Linked DNA regions of Homo sapiens: region 1 is linked to region 2. The links are chromatin contacts, found by Hi-C or POLR2A ChIA-PET in ENCODE. All regions are on one chromosome and are shown on one strand. The core of a region is the stretch at or near the end of the contact, and the rest is flanking DNA. Distances in the headings are between cores, read along the strand shown.

The links. Hi-C counts contacts between places; a loop is a spot of excess contacts on that map. ChIA-PET counts read pairs that join two places held with the same protein, here RNA polymerase II (POLR2A). Pooled maps may share reads with other maps.
Region 1: a map with no recorded cell type shows a loop between it and region 2 (4-fold over the local background). The contact joins two enhancer-like sites. A Hi-C loop is called at or near these places in 4 of 37 single-sample maps with no recorded cell type and 3 of 50 pooled maps. POLR2A ChIA-PET finds 5 or more read pairs at or near these places in 1 of 52 experiments (OCI-LY7).

Annotation. Positions count from the first base shown.
Region 1 is chr17:57,453,663-57,456,362 of GRCh38, forward strand. All of the region lies in intron 6 of MSI2 (musashi RNA binding protein 2), which reads left to right. Among named protein-coding and RNA genes, the nearest start is that of MSI2-AS1, 150 kb to the right of the region's middle. RefSeq lists an enhancer at 1,773-1,892. Within about 2 kb of position 1,434, at least 11 of the 41 ENCODE cell types and tissues checked have a DNase peak (open chromatin) inside an H3K27ac peak, as active enhancers do.
Region 2 is chr17:57,898,010-57,901,009 of GRCh38, forward strand. All of the region lies in intron 1 of CUEDC1 (CUE domain containing 1), which reads right to left. Among named protein-coding and RNA genes, the nearest start is that of CUEDC1-AS1, 13 kb to the right of the region's middle. RefSeq lists a silencer at 959-1,253 and enhancers at 1,185-1,856, 1,857-2,527. Within about 2 kb of position 1,296, at least 23 of the 41 ENCODE cell types and tissues checked have a DNase peak (open chromatin) inside an H3K27ac peak, as active enhancers do.

The sequences.
Region 1 (2,700 bases), core at 184-2,683, 440 kb before region 2:
ATCTATGCCTAGTGTTCCATTATCGGAACGCCAAGCTTGTGGGGAGTTATTTATATCCTACTGCTCAAGGTCATCACCAAGGTCTGATTTTTCACAAAAATTTGCAACCTCCGGCATAAATGGGTTAATTCTCAACACCATCCTCAGGATAGGTACTGTCATCATTCCCACTCTACAGGTGAGGGATTGGGCTATAGTAACTTGTTTGAGATCAAAAAGCCAGGAATTGGCAGAGCCAGGATCCAAACTGCCTGACCCCAGAGCTCATACCTTTATCTTTCTCATCAAAAACCACTGGTTGGATGAGTACCTCTCTGGGAAGAAAGGGCTGCATGACCCTGTGTGCTATTACCCACCTGTTGGCCGCCAAGGCTGATACCTGGCAGGAAGCCCTCATTCACAGGGCAGAAGGCTCAGTGAAATAAACAGGCACCCAAGGGCTAAGTGGAGAGGACTGGCTCGCTCCAGGAGCTCTGTGCAGATCTTGAGCACATTGGCTCAGTATGTTATTGAAATGATGGAGCTCGGGGCGGAGTGATGATTAATAGTGCCTTTGGCAGCCCCCAAAACCACCAGGAACTGTGGATAGTGAGAGGCCCACCATCCGGTGTCACCACAATGGTGCTGGTGTCCAATGAACGTGTGCTTCCATATACTGTTCTGAAGGGCAGTAGTGAGTGGTTCCAGCCCGCCTCATCTTCCCTGTAGCTGCTGAAGGTATGTCTGTCCTCCTTCCTTCCTTCTTTCCTCTCTCTCTCTTTTTCTTTTTCTCTTTCTTTTTTTTTTTTTTTTTGAGATGGATTCTCGCTCTGTCTCCAAGCTGGAGTGCAGTGGCACGATCTTGGCTCACTGCAACCTCCAACTCCCTGGTCCAGGCGATTCTCCTGCCTCAGCCTCCTAAGTAGCTGGGATTACAGGCACCCGCCACCACGCCTGGCAAATTTTTTGTATTTTTAGTAGAGATGGGTTTCACTATGTTGGCCAGCATGGTCTCGATCTCCTGACCTGGTGATCTACCCACCTCGGCCTCCCAAAGTGCTGGGATTGCAGGCGTGTGCCATGGCATGTGTTTTCAAGATCTCCTTTGACCCAGGTCTGTGGCTTTGGTCCTTTGCCATGGACTAGAGTTCTTCATAGGCAAGTAGTCCATGTGGCGCTTGAGCTCTTCACTAGATTAAAGCCAGTAGAGGTAACAGCGCAGCCCCTCTGGCTAGGGAAGAGGGGTGCCGCTAGCATCATTCCATCTGGGGCTTCACCTCATCTTTGCATACCAGCCCTGCCTGCTGCTGCTCCTGTCGCAGGCGTGGAAGACCTGGCTGGAACCCTATTCCTGCCATGACCTTGAGGCTGTTCAGTAACCTCTGAGAGCCTGATTTTCCCACCCACCTTATGAAGTTCTTACAGAGCGCCTAGCTCTCATTCAGGTGCGTGGGAGATGCTCAGTGACTTCGAGTTCCCTCCTCATGCCTCTTCATGTGGCTCTGGGGCTTGTATTAGAGCTTCCCTTTCTTTTAGAGTACAGCCAGCTGTCTATTGCAGCTTGTATATGAAACGGTCTCTCTCTGTGGTAACTTTGCACAAAAGATGGTTTTGTGGTCAGCCTCTGAATAATGCAGTGAAGCCCCTGCCCCCCAACTCACACACAGGGAGCTGTGGTCACAGTCGGACCACTTGGCAGCCATCATAAGACTTGAAATGGGGGGTTTGAAGCCATTGCTTGTGAATTAGCATGTTTTTCTCTCTTTTGCCTTTGTGAAAACCAACTTCCTGTGCAGCCGCTTGTGTTTTAAAACCCTGAAAAAGGGGGGCCAGCTCTCAGCCCTTGTCCACCGCTGGTTCCTAGGACCGTTATGAATTAAAGATTACAGCCGTTAAAAAGAGATCGTCTTTAAACAAGCGCAGTTCTCTCTCCTCATGCCCCCTGAGTGGAGAAGTTTTTGTGTATAGCGAGTCCAAAACAAACAGAGATGTTCTTGAGAGATGTGGGGAGCAGGGGCCGAGACAGCAGGAGAGCGAGGGCAGCAGAGGGACAGTGGGGGAGAGCCGGGGAACTGTAGTTTTGAATTGTTGGCCTCCTGTCTGCATGCTCAGAGAAGCAGGGCCGCGTGGAGTGCCCAGCGGAACCTGCTCATGCTGATTTGCTGCGTCACCTTGGGAAAACGTTGGCTTTGCTCCTCCGCAGCACGCACACAGGCACAGGCACACACACGTTCCCATCCCAGCTGGTGCCCGCGTGTGGGTGTTAGGCACAGACTCTTTGGACAAAGCTCTGGAGATGAATTGGGAAAGAAGTGTGGTAGAAACATCACCAGGAAGCTTTGTGTTACGGGCCTTGTCACTGCATGTGAAGATAGACCAGACGCCCCGCAGAGACAGCCCTCTTGAAACTCTCACCTAAAGGAGATGCTACCAAGGTGAGGGACCTCCGGGCAGCAGAACAAGAACATCGAACAACCACTACGGTTTAACAGGAGCAAGAAACGATCTTTCCGAACTTTCCTCTGTGGATGCAAAGATGTTGAAGAGCAGTTCCTGCCTTTGGCAGGGAACTCGGGGTGCACACGGGGAGACAGACAAGAAGGGATGAGTCCAGGGCACTTGTATGTCTGTACCTTCTCTTAGCCTCATAACATCTCTATGAGGGAGCGAAGAACATCACAGCTTTGGCCGGGCGCAGTGGCTCACGCCTATAATCCCAGC
Region 2 (3,000 bases), core at 46-2,545:
CTAAAAAAATAAAAACTGAATTGTGGTAGAAAAAATCTTAAGAAAGCAAACCCCAGAGCCTCCAGGGCTTTAAAACCTTTTCAATCCTAAGAATCCCAACCCAATCCTTCCTGCTCTGATCATTTAGGCAGGCTTTCTTCAGTCACTGCACCCCATGGTGCACCCTCCAACCTTGGTCAGGGACTCACCTGCCTCCTGCTGGGGATGCAGGGAAGGAATGAGGGCCGAGTGGACAAAGTGCTGGCTCATAGCATAGCTGTTTCAGAGGTAGAACCACAGTGTGGAGGGCCTGTTGGGGCACAACAGGGCTGGGGGTCTGGCCAGGAAGCTGCCGGTGGAGGGGAGACCACAAGTTGTTTACTGGTGCTATGTCTGGGGTAGGAAGCCATGGAGCGAGTGGTCAGGAGTGGGGCTTTAGCCTGAGTGGTCAGGAGTTGGGCAGTCCTCTGCTTACCTCCTGATCCTGCAGCTTATGGGGCAAGCAGGATTGCTCTGAGCAATCTGTAATATGGGGATACATATACCTTCTCAGATGGCGCTCCTGCAGGGGATTGACTGTGGTGGGCATGCACAGCACCCCACAAGGGAAGCTGTCAGTCAGAGGCAGCTGTTAGTAAGACTCTATGAGCACGGGCCATTCACACCCCAAGGCCACATAGTTCCAAGGGGCTGATTCTAGAGTCTGGCCCAGGCGTCTGGCCTGGGAATCCAGCCCTGAAGGGAGTGAATGTGGAGCACAAAGGCCTCCCCACTCAGGGACCTCCAGGACCTCAGGCTGAGAGGGCTCAGGGACCCCAAGGGAGGAGCAGGGAGCTGGGCCAGCAGCCCTGTGCCCATTCCTGCCCATACCCTGCCCTCCAGCTAAGCTTCCAAGGGTAGGAGAAGTGATTGGAATAATGCAGGGTGCCCACTCCTAACCAGGGGAAGGAGGTGGCTTGAAGGGGCCTGTCCCCCAAGGGAGGGGCTCCATGGGCTCTGGGCAGCAGGAGCACAGGCAGAGTGGCCCTCTCAGAAATGCCTTCTCTGGCAGCTGAGGAATGTAGGCCCAGGACAGAGGAACAGAGGCTGGGAGGGAGGGGTGGCTGGCCCAGGGCTGAGCTTCAAAAGAGCAGGCAGCAGCTGCGGCTGGGAGGCCGCCCGCCTCAGGCAGCCGGGACACCATCAGAAATTCCACCCAGAGTGAGAAGGGCCCAGCCCAGACAGCAGATGGGATAATTTAGAGCCACTCACTGCTGGGCCAGCTGCACCCCCCCAACCACAGACTGCTCCCTCCACCCGGCCTCAGCCCCTGCTCCGCCTGTGTAGCAGCAGCGATCCCCTTGCACAGTCAGGGGCGCCCAGAGCCCAGCTGCCCAGGTCCCCTCTCCTGCCCATCCACATACCCACGTGCCCACACGTATACTCTGGAGCTGCCACGGTTAGGGAGGCAGGAGAAACCTCATGTTTTCACTTCCACATGGTGCATGTTGCCAGAGGTCAGAGAGCCCAGTGGCTGCAGCACTGGGATTCGAACCCAGATCGTGAGACTCCTGGCCAGTGCTCTCTCCTTGTATGGGCACATACAGCAGCACATGCCAGCACACAGCTCACATGCCTGCATGTGCTAACAGGCTCCCACTCACTGCCACACACACCAGCTCACTCAACCCCATTCACTTGCACAGTGCCACATGCTCCTCCCAGGCCCTCGCAGCCATAGGACACAGACAACACTTTAGGATTTTTTTTGAACCGTCCCACACAGCCCAGGCACTCAATGTACTACTCCCCTCTTCGCCCAACTCTGAAGCTATGTTTTTAAAATTACAGTCACTCTTCTATACACACTCGCTAGTGCGCACTGACAGCACCCTCAGCCCTCCCACAGCCCACCCTCCAAGCCACCCCCTTCATTAGGCTGATAGCAGGGCCAGATGAGGCCCTGGGATCCCTCTCTTCCCCCATCTGCACCCAGAATGGGTTTTACAGCATTGGTAAGGTCAGGCTGACCTGACTTGCAGCAAAACTGGCCAGAACCAGGAAGTGGCACACCCTGGCCAAGACACCAGCTTCCTGGTTCCCTGCAGGCCCAGCTCCTAGAAGGCAGTGCAGGGAAGGACCTCAGGCCAGCTGGGGCTGGTAGCCTCAGCCCCAAATCTAACAATCAGGGGAAGGGGGCAAGAGCTTTTAGGGGTCCCATAACCAGCTTCCTTTCGCCTCCCGAGGGCCTCAATCTCTACTTCTAGAAAATGGAGAGAAACAGTCCCTGTTTGGTCTGATCATTGAAATCTTCCAGGGATATAGGTGGGGGCTGGGGGAGCCGGTCAGGACCAGAGAAAGGCACCACTGTTCTAGGCACAAACCAGGATGAGCCCTCTGCAGAAACAGCCTGCTGCATCCTAGTCCCCCAGGGATGGAAGGGTCTGTACACTTTCTTTAGCTACAGAACCAGAACCCCTTTCTTCAAATGAAACCCTCAGCAGAAGTCCATTATGTAAAGGCATTAAACAGAAACCTGCCCTCATCCACCCCCAGCAATTATGCATCATCAGAGAAGCTGCCATTTACCAAGTGCTAGGCAAAGTACTTCTCGTGCATCACATCATTTAATCCTCGTGACAATGTAGTAGTGCAGGTTATTACCTTCCACCATCATCATCACCATTTTATAGATAGATACACTGAGTCGTGTGTGACCTAGAGGTTGTCCAGGACTGCGCCACATTGAAATTGCATGTACATGTCAAGTCTCCTGACATACCACTTACTTGCAATGCATTTTAAAGCCTGGGTTTAATCCCTCATGCTCTCATCTTTAAAGCTGTTTGCATCTCTGCCTGTTCTGCTCACTGCTACTGATGAGGCTTCAGGAAATGCAATGAGCTTTTCCATCAGTCTAAGAAGTCAAATGTTCTTTGCACTATAGCAGGTGTATCTCAGAGGACGGTGGCGACCACCTTCCTCAGACTCCCCTGAGGTGTTTGCTAAGAACCCATATTCTCTAACCCACTATTAAATCAG